Linked DNA regions of Homo sapiens: region 2 is linked to region 1. Evidence: chromatin loops called from intact Hi-C (ENCODE). Cell type or tissue: PC-3. All regions are shown on one strand. Links, peaks and the distances in the headings refer to the core of each region. The heading gives the core; the rest is flanking DNA. Region 1 overlaps PALLD (palladin, cytoskeletal associated protein). Region 2 overlaps PALLD (palladin, cytoskeletal associated protein).

What was found. Peaks named below come from ENCODE experiments on the same cell type or tissue, not always from the same donor. Only the 100,000 strongest peaks of a DNase experiment are listed, where the experiment ranks them.
Region 2: it touches region 1 in a loop (2.1-fold over the local background); 10 of 110 quality-filtered maps call a loop at or near these places.

What each region holds. Positions count from the first base shown.
Region 1 is chr4:168,629,363-168,634,745 of GRCh38, forward strand. All of the region lies in intron 2 of PALLD (palladin, cytoskeletal associated protein), which reads left to right. Among named protein-coding and RNA genes, the nearest start is that of PALLD-AS1, 17 kb to the right of the region's middle. In PC-3, for the core only: CTCF peaks have their summits at 2,318 and 2,517; DNase peaks (open chromatin) are centred at 1,589, 2,119 and 5,099; H3K4me3 peaks cover 4,746 bases; H3K27ac peaks cover 4,951 bases.
Region 2 is chr4:168,692,380-168,697,762 of GRCh38, forward strand. The region is part of intron 8 of PALLD (palladin, cytoskeletal associated protein); the gene reads left to right. Among named protein-coding and RNA genes, the nearest start is that of PALLD-AS1, 46 kb to the left of the region's middle. In PC-3, for the core only: no CTCF peak of the experiment used is centred there; a DNase peak (open chromatin) is centred at 2,422; H3K27ac peaks cover 2,049 bases.

The DNA.
Region 1 (5,383 bases), core at 222-5,221:
AGGCCAAAAGAAACCTGGAAGTCTACAGAGAAAACTATTATCAGTGGTTACCTGGAGGGAGATGTATGGACTGGGCATATGGGGAAGAGTGGTAGAAAGGAGACTGTGGTGCATGTACTTTTATATAAATTATGTAAATGTATTACTTATTCAAAACATTAAATTAACAAAAGAAAAATAAAAGCTGATGTCAGCTCCCAAAGATTGTAATTCAGTAGTTCTGAGCAGGGCTCAGGGGAATCTGCATTTTCAACAAGCTCCCCCACCCTCCCATCCCTTCCTGGGTGGGGTAGATCACCCTCAAAAATCACTGTCACCACTACCTCTCCTGACCCCAAAACGCCACAAACCGCGTAACGTTGGGATAGTTCTCATTTGGAGCACAAGCAAATGGGCAGGCACATCACAGAAACTAATGGCAGAGTTTTCAGTAACATTTGACACCACTAACAGCTGCCACCCAAAAGGCAGCCTCCTTGTGTGGAAGAACAGCAGAAATTTCATCTACCCTTCAGTTTCATCCCCACAAGCAAGCAGGACCAGTAAAAGGAGTGTCCTCTCTGTCTAAGACATTTATATATGTTGGGTGTTTAGACTAAATTTCAGACTTCTAAACATTCACAGGTTTAGCGAAAGTAGTTGGAGGGGCTTCTTCAGATTTCTGCGCTCATGGTGATCATATACTGAAACCCTCCAAATTTTTCCTTCCTCTTTCGCCCAGGCATTTTAATTAATACAATGTCCTTCCTAATTCACAGAGGAAAGATCTTTCTAAGAACCCTTGCTGGAGATGAGAAAGGTGGTAAGGATCTGAAATGTGTCTTAGCAAGACTCACCCAACAGGGCCACCCTGCTTCATTGTGATGCCTTTCAGATAAACGAAGTATTCGGCTCTTGTTATTCAATGACCCTAATAAAACTTTACAACTGAAGTGTAGAGGAAAAAAATAAATAAAAAGATCTAATGACATACAAGAAGGGACTGAACCTGTCAACCCCAGAATATTTTCAGTCTGAAAAGCAACCTCATCCTTATTAACTTTACATTGATTCCCAAAGAGCGGAAAATTTAATAAGGAAGAAAAAATTCAATATTTCATGACTCACCACTTCCTCGGGATAATAAATACGAACTAAAGATATATACACTGAACGCTTTTAACATTTTATTTTCACTTCAAAAAATACTGTTTGCACTATCTCTACTATTGACCTCTCAAGATGATTCTATTTCCGGAACGCATTTTTTGATATGGTTTCTAATTCAAAAATCTGTCACATCTTTGATATTTCATAGGCTCCATTAAAATTAATAGCTTCATGGGTCCCTCATGAGTTTCTTCCTTAAATTTTCAAACGGTTTGTGGTCTGTTTCTCAGACTGGCCAATGACAAGCAGTTCTGGGACTGGAAGATGGAAGTAGTGAAATAATCTTTAAAAATGTGTAAAAATTAAGCACTGTCTGCCAGGGGCTTTAGAGTTGGCAAATAGCTAGGTCTTTATTAAACGGTTGGTTTTGTTTCTCCTGTTGTTTCTTCCTGATATCCGTCTGTGTGGTAACTGAGTCACTATGACATAATACCGCAGAGAAAGACTGCAGGACAACCAGACGTACACATGTTCATCCCTCAATGAGTCGCAACCTTGGGTCTGTTCCCTAGACATTGGTGGAAAGACTTGATTAATGGCAGACTTGTTCAACATAAAAAAGAACAAAGACCAGATTTATTCTTGGCATTCCCTTTCCTAGGGGCTTACTTGTAATGGGGTAATTAATTTATGGCTTTGCAGTAAGGCGGCATCAGAGGAGCAATTTAACTCACAAGAGGTAACGCAGATGGAGAGTACAACTGAAAGATACCTTGTGTGGAAGGGTACAGAAGGAACCTCAAGCTGGACGTTGATTTCTTTTATCAGTAATACAAATTCACTACTAGCTGCTTCTTGGATTTCCCCCCTTGAGAGCTGCAACGTTTCCTAAATGAACAGAGGTCTTTAGGGAATGCCTCAAACCACAGCTGAATGGGGAGTGGCTTTAGAAATCGCCGGTGGAACTTGCCTGTTACCTTCTTACAATTCCCCCCGCCCCTGGGCAACGCAAAAGCCGTCCTAAGTGCGATAAGAGCATGGAGTGAAGGGAGTTATTTCTGGAGTTTAGCAGCATTCCTCCCCAGGACACACCCTCTCCCCCTCCCCAGCAGCCCGGCACTCCGACACACTCCGCGCACACGCGCCCCTCGGCGAGACGCGGCGCATTCGCGCGCTGGAGACCGGCGGCCTCTCACCGAGCCTGAGTCGTGGCCGCTGCGCCGCCAGGAGGCTTCCCGGGAGCCGGCGGGGCCCAGGACCTCTCGAGCGCAGCAGGCAAGGGGCCGGCCTTTTGGCAGCGCGGCTGCCAGTTAATTTTCTCCGTTGCATTCTGCAAACGAGATCGCATTCAGAGCCCAGAAGTTGCAAGCTGGGAATAAGCGAGATCTGAAAGACCCCCAAGAGGAGCTTGTTTGGGAGTGGGGGCAGACGGCGTTTTGCGCCCAACTGGTAAGTGGCAGCATTAAATCTATGCAGACATGGAGGAAATAAAGCTTTGCAGCCTTTCCAGGCAGTGGCATGCAAGTACTCGTGCGAAGAGTACTGTTTGGGGTGTTTAGTTGTAGTGGACTCAGAATACCGTGTTCCGCCACGGTTTTCCTAATCCCTTCTTCGGACTCCTCTTTGGGGGTTGGCGGGGGCGGGTCCTGCTTCGCGGGACTTTTCTGTTGTTGGAGTTAGGGTGGGGGAGGGGAGAAAGGCGTGAGGTTGAATAATCTCTCCTACCCACCTCACCCTTTTTTTTTTCCATTAAAAAAAATGATACTTTTAGAGAAGCTTCTCTTTCATGTGTTTAACTTGCCTGCTGCGATTTGAGCCCAATGAGTTTGTATTTTCTCTAATTACTTTGTAATCGGCTCCATCCTCGGTTGAAATAGAAGGAAACTTTCACAAAGCAATCAATTTCTGACAGCCTAAGAGCTGCTCAGTTGCTGAATGAGGTCTAGCTGGAAACACTTTGTTTCTCACAAGGTTTTGGTGATTTTTCCCATGAGAAATCTGGGCGTTTTCACACCTGTTGCTTTTCAGTTGCCTCAAAATTGTTTGCTTGTTTGTTTGTTTTCTTGGGTTTCACTTGATTGCAGTTCTTTGTCTAACCAAATCCAATGCTACTTTCCCGGTTCTCCTCTCCCTTTGGACGGGGTCCCTGTTGTTAGCATTCAGTTGGCGGTGGTTCTTAGGGAACAAGTGGCAGGCAGAATACAATAGGGAAGAATGCATTCCTGATGACTCCTCTACCATGGAAAGACTGAAAAACTGACATTCTCCATTAGTTTTTATGGAAAGCATTGCTGACGCTTATAAATATTCAATTTTGGTGAGTTCCTGAAATTATTTAATCCAGAAGTAACCAGCATGACTTTTACAGAGAGAGTTCCCCTAATCTATTTGCATTACAAGCATAGAGACCCTGGCACCTGAACACCCCCAGAATGCTGAAGTCACCTTTCACTTCACTGGCAGGTAGGCTACTGACAAGGAAAGGGGTGATGGAATGTTAGGAGAGGGGCAGCGGGGAAGACCCCCTGAGAAGGGGGCTGTCCTCCAAGGGACCAGCATGATTTCAGCTTTCTGATGATTAAGAAAATCATCAGGATATTGGAGTGTAATTTAACATCCTAGTAGGTTAAGTTGAATTCCTGTCCACATGATGAAAAAGACTTTCTATCAGCCCTTCTCACACTTCCAAGTGGAGCTCAATGGAATGCTTGTTTATTTCTGTTGCCGATAAATCCATGGGAAATCTCTGCTGAACCCAGCAATTTTAAAAAAGCAAGTTCCAGCTTATAATTGCCCGTATAATGGCAAACAGGTTATTTTCAGTAACCTAAGACTCTTACATTTCCCCCCGCGGTTGTTATAGGGGTTACATGAAGATGTTATGAGCATGCATTTGAGCTTACCCACCCCCAACTGAAATGGAAAGTTATCCTTGGGTGTCTGATGGAAAAGATTGTTGCCAGATACCTTAGGAGGCTATAAAATAACATGTTTCTGAAAAGATCATAACTAGTAGACATGAGTGTCTATAGCTACTATATAATTTTTCATTGTTCCTTTAGGAAAGAGACCTACTTTGATCACTACAGTGTTTACATTTGTTGTTTATTTGTTGTATGGTTTTTCTGAGTCTTTTTTCTTTTCTTTTTGCTATTGAAAATCTCCCTTCATTTAAATGAAATCACAGACTAGAAATAGCAATGATTGCTCTCTAGGGCTAAAATTAGAAACTACAAGAGACTTTTTAGACACATCCCTCTTGTCTCATGGAAGGTTCTGCCGAGTTTTCTTTAAAACTCCCACTTAAGCAATTATTGTAAGATGATGTTTACTCTGTAAAATAGCATTTTTATTTGGACAATTTTTTTCCATCAAGCTTTAATCATACTTTGCCAATGCATATTGAACTTTGTTTCTCTGAGGTGCCTAAAGGGACATCCAATACATTTACCATCCCTTCAAAGTCTGTATACTTAGCTCTTTGAACAGTTTCTTAAAAAAATAATAATAATAAATAAACAAAAGCTCCAATGGCACTTGCAAGAGACAAGACTGGGTCCTGTGATGTGATGGCAGATGGCAGTTGCATGAGCTTTGTTTATGCTCAGAACAAGCTCGGTGTCTCTTAAATTAATCATGAATTGAATAATTGATTTCTCACACCTTGGGCTGCATTTAATCTTCAGCTGTACATTTAAAGATAGGTTATGATTGAGGTCTTGTTCACTTGGACGTCCTTTCAAAGCCTATCAAGTGATTTTACAGTTGGGTCATTTCTAATCGTAACACATATTATAAAATGTAATGACATAAACTTCGAGCTTTCCTGGCTTTTCAATTTCCAAGATGGGCTTCAGTGACCTTCCCATTTGTTGGTCAGCCCCAAAGATGGTGGGGCTAATGGATACAGTGGTTTTTCTGTAAATGTAATTAAACGTGCCTCTGCCAGCTGCCTGTGGTATTTGTGAATGTTTTCGTAAGAAAAGCTGTTCTTCGACTTTATCTGCCCACTGTGGTTTGTGGCATGTTGTGCTATTCTGCAGCCTTGCAGTTTTTTTCCTGAATGATTGGGCTATGATGTCATGTGCTATCTCAGCGCAGAACCTTTTCAAAGCTTTGCTGGGGTCTGTGTGCCTGAGCGAGGGGAGTGGAGGCTCCCTCAGAGCGCACTTGGTAGCGACTCCCCGTCTACTCCAGCACATTCCATCGCCTGGAGACCAAAGCCACCAAATGATTTGCGGTCAGAGTGATTTGGGGCTGGTTAGAGATGATTTAAAAGGAAGGTTATGGGCAT
Region 2 (5,383 bases), core at 250-5,249, 63 kb after region 1:
CACTTAATGTGTCAGTCATCACATCAAATACTGTAGTCACTTTCCAGACTGTGGAAATATACAACTGCATATTTTGTCTGTGAAATGTCATTGAATAAAATTGCATAATGCTACTTTTCTAATACATGGATTTTCTGAGATTAAATCTGCTGCATGAGCTAATATGGGAATCCTGTAGGGAGTTAGGGCACATCTTGTGCATTTGCTATTTTAAACAACTTTAGATAGGTAGATATAAAAGTAGGAACCAAATATCTTTTATCTACAAGAAATAGCTTTTTATGTGAAACAAACCTATAAAGCAATTTATGTCTTTTAATGCTTTGTGTATAAATAAGGCTAAAATTTTGAGCCAAAAATTGTAAAAATGTTACTGCTAGCATGAAATAAGGCAGCTTTTGACATTGCGTTTTGGATTCGGAGTGAACTCCTGCAACTCTCTTTTCATCGTGTTGTTATACGTTGTCATCATGCACATAGGTGATGATGATTTATCAAATGTAGGTTGGAAAATCACAAACAGTCATCTGCAAAGTCAAAACATTAGTTAGAAACTGCACAGCTTAGTTTTCAGTATGTGTATATTTGAAAAGGGAAAACACTCAGAATATGCTAGCTAAGGAAGAATAAATTTGGATGAGGAGGGAGGAAGGAAACATCTCCCCCGCACCCTGCGTCTTCATCACTTATCCTACATACGCTCCTTCTGTTTCAGATCTCCCCCGCGCCCTGCATCTTCATCACTTACCCTACATACACTCCTTCTGTTTCACATCTACCCTGCGCCCTGCGTCTTCATCACTTATCCTACATACACTCCTTCTGTTTCAGATCTCCCCTGCGCCCTGCATCTTCATCACTTACCCTACATACACTCCTTCTGTTTCACATCTACCCTGCGCCCTGTGTCCTTATCACTTACCCTATATACACTCCTTCTGTTTCAGTTAGTTTGTTGCTTTGCTTCTAAACTATAGTTTTGATTGTGAATTATTTAATAAAATTAGTCCTAAACAGCTTCATGGAATCACCTGACCTCTAGAACGTACTTAAATGCCATTTGCTTTAATGTAGCAAAATCATGCAGAAAAGAGCAAGATATGGAAGGCCTTCCTTTTAAATCCCTTGTCCTAGCAATGCAGAAAAATGTTTCCTCTTTGTGTTCACTGAATTTTCTTATTTACATAGTTAGATCTGAAAGCGTTTAAGAAAACAGATTCCTTCATTCCAACTACAATAATAGCATTTTCTGAAAAATTTCTCCTGGCAGAGAAATATTTCTAGCAAATCTGTCAATACACCAAAAAATATTATATAGTCAGGAGCTATTAAAAACTAACACAATGAGTTTTCCTGACCTACGATGATTTCTCCACAATTGTTTTTACCATGACACGACGAGACTTTCTTCTTTCCCTTTTACAGCGTTAAAATGCTGTGCTTCAGGAAATCAGCCGTTGGCATGCAGCATTAAATAAAATCCATGATCATGTTTTTTAAACAAAAAAAACCCTTAAACACATGAATGACCACGCAAGTGACTAATTATATGAGTTGTTGTGAGTAAGAACTTCAGAACAAGCAAATGTTACAGTGTATTTGTGCTTAAACAATGTTTTGTCATGCCTGTCAAAACTAGGTATGATTCTTTTACTAGTTGCCAAGTGTTTTCCTTACATTGACCTTGAAGTTGCTATGTCAGAGGAAAAAACAAAAAATAAATATGACTGTTTACCTTCTTTAAATGACCTGATTGACTGTTATATCTAATGGACCTCTGAGCTATTAAACTATATAGAAGTATGTAGGAACCGGCTTCCCTAAAAACTGTTTTCTTAGCCATTGTTAAGTGGAAGGAAGAAAAACAGACGTGACTACAATACATCTGAGGCAAGAGATAAATTTTATAGGACTAGGTCAGTGATATTTTCCAAATGCTAAAACATAAATAGCCTTTGAAATTCAGGAAAACATTTAAGCATTCTGTTTTTATTACTGTCTCTTCCTACCCTCTTCCTTTCCTCTGAGAGAGTCACTCTTGCTCGCTCTCTCCCCCTCCTCTCTGTCTCTTTCTCTCCCCTCACCTCCTTCATTCCCTGCCTCTCTTCCTCTTTCTCCATCTCACTCCCTCATTCTTTTTATTTATTTTTTCTTTACTCTTCTCTTTACTCTCTTCTCTTTACTCTCTTCCTTATTCATGGGCAAGATGTTTTAAAGCTCCAGAAATAAAGTTGAAATTCCCTAGTACCTAGATATAGCCCCATTAGGAATTAGATATTTAGATAAAGAAGGAAATAGCAGGTTGTCTCCAAATGGATCTGTGCAACTGAAACAGGTTTTTCTTGTCACTGCTGCGTCGTATCTGTCTGATGTGTTTTACACTCCCCTCTCTGTCTAGACAGAAGTCAGCTTGCATCACAAATCTTTTCAGACTGTTTTGTGAATTAATAGCTAGTCAGCTTACTTAAGACCAACATCCGTTTGTCATAGTACCTTCTCTGGCCTTCTTTGAAATTCTGACTTTGTACTGATAGACTCCTTCAAAGACTAGTCTGGGGGTGGGGGACACAGAAGACTCATTTGACAGCTGTTAATACTCAGTCTCTTACTCACTCAGCTGTCTGGAAACAGCCACAAACTGTGTTGAGTTACTTCTATAGCACTGTCTAATAGCGTGCAAAATTAAAAACACAAAAACGCGTCTTACTGGTTGTGGAATTATACATATAAAAGTATATTGCCTCCTGCTTTCAATTTTAATTTCTGCTCACCAGTGTGACCCATGCTAGATCTTGTACGGTAGAGTCTAGGCTTTGATTCTCTGATTCAAAATATAAAGTAAGTTACACTTAGTTAAATGTACTAAGGTGCTGTTGTAGGAGGGCAATGATAGGGATGTTTCTTGAGATCCCAGTAGATTGTATGCAGTAAAAACTTAATGCATGTTCTAGGTTAGGACGGTGGGTTGAACAAAAGTAGGCCATATGAAACTTATAGTTCACCAAGAGTGTGACAGGATGCCCTGGGGTGCCACACCACGCTGACAGGGATGCTGTAATATATTTGAAATTTTTTTATGCAAACACATTCAAACTTGACATTTGACAGATATGACACAATGACTGGCTTGAACTAGTTCAGAATTTCAACATTAGATCACCCTCCATTCTTTTCTATGACATAATCTCTTTGTGAAACTGAGTTTTTGATGAGTGTGTGATAAAAAGTAAGTACCTCATGAAAATCCATGTAAAACATGAAATGAGGCTGGCTCATCCAATCTGATTCCAAGAGAGGTGGTACAGTGCCCAGCAGATGCACACAGCCATTAGTAAGAAATAGTGGTTATTTAAGAATAAAATAATAGTATTTTTCTTTCAATTTATATGTATTTTTAAACACTAAATTGTTTAGGCATAAACACTTATTAAGTTCTTTGGAAATAACTACATAACAAACATAACTATTAGTTATGTCTTTTGGCTTAGGAGCACCATTTAAAAAGTATTGAGAAACTTAGAGTCCCATGAACCAAGAAAGTTTGTTTTACTCTCTAGAGGAGGAGTGTCCAATCTTTTGAATTCCCTGGGCCACACTGGAAGAAGAATTACCTGGGGTCACATATAAAATACACTAACACTAATCATAGCTTTTGAGCTTAAAAAAAAAATCTCATAATGTTTTAGGAAAGTTTATGAATTTATGTTGGGCCACATTCAAAGCTGTCCTGGGCCACATGTGGCTCAGAGGCCACGGGTTGGACAAGCTTGCTCTAGAGGGAGAGGGGGAAGACTCAAGACACATTTGAGTACACAGCAAAAAGAAAATTGAGTGGGTTTTGAAATTCTTAATGCCAAATGTGCCTATTTCCAGTCCTCTTCCAGGACTCACATTCCAGCCTGCTGGCCTATGAACTTTACCTCTCTCAGCAGAGACTGAAGGACTCTTCTCTGGGCAATTTAAACATCCCGAGAGAAAAAATAAATCCAAAGATAATGATTTGGGAGTTTCTCTTATAAAGATGCCACTTAGATTGTGCTATAGGGAAGGCCAAAGTGGATAAGTTCCTCTCTTATACTCAGAGCTTAATAAACTCCCATCCCTGTCAGACAAGCAGAGAGAAAAGGCATCTGGAGAAAACCTCTAGCATGAATGATATAGAAAAAAACAAGTGACCTTCCTAAAAGGGAACTTTGAGAAAATGGGTTTGCAAAGAGAGGAAAATGTAAAACAAAAACAAACAAACAAAATCTCTCTTAAAGGATCCAAGGAAATCATTCCACCCAAGAAATAAAAATGAAAAGCTAGAAAAAAAAAAGAGAGGGGAGGACACTTGTAAAACAGAGTTCTTGAAATGAAAAGTTCATAGCAGAAATAAAACGAGCAGATGTCCCACAAAGTACAGCAAAATGACGAAGAAGGGATGTAAGAGAGAAAAGGCAACAAAGTTAGAGATGCATAGCTGAATAACTGGGATTCCAGAAGGAGAGAAGAAAGAAGCGGCGAGAGACAGGATTATCAATGAAATAATTTTTTTAAAGTTCCCCAAACTGAAAGTTATCAATTGCCAGATGGAAAAATCCACTGATTGCACAACATATGGAATAAACCCAGACCCAGGCACGTCATCATGAAATTCAGAATTTCCAGGACAAGGAGATCATGTTATAAGTGTCCTGGGAGAAAACATCAGGTTATATATACAAACTAGCAAGATGCAAATAGCTTAGGCCTTCTCAGCAGTCACACTAGACACAACGAGACAATGAAGCAAGAACTTCAAAATTGTGAAAAAAGTTACCTACAACTTGGAATTCTGCCCCTAGGCAAAACTTCACATGGAAATCTAGCAAAGATATTTTCAGACTTGTAAGATCCCCCAAATTTTCCTCTGGAACCCGACAGTGTGCTCCACCACAGCAAGAGAATTAATCCAGAAAGGACAAGATGTAGAGGTGGGGTACAGGAAGCAGGAGATCACATAGAAGCAAGAGGCAAAGGGCATCCCCAGGAGGGTGACAGCTGTGCATCAGGAATGAAGGGCAAGTTCAGATTGAAGCCTCGTGTCTCGAGGGACAAATGCAATGAGGCTTTCATCATTAGGAGGTTCATTGCCTCTGGTCCAGCCCGTCTTTTATTTGGATGACAGAATGGCAGGGCGGTAAGCCTGACCCAGAAATCTCATGTCTACTTGGGCTGTCCTGCTCTCCCCTCCATGGACTGTCACCTGGATCAGCTGGGAACACTCATCTTACCCCCACAGAAGCGTTCTGCTTTGGTCAGTCCTGACATCTAGAAGTCGGCCATGTTGAGTTTAATTAACCCATCTATGCCTGAGGTTGCAATTTTTTGAATTTTTGCAATCAGACCTTGACGATGACCT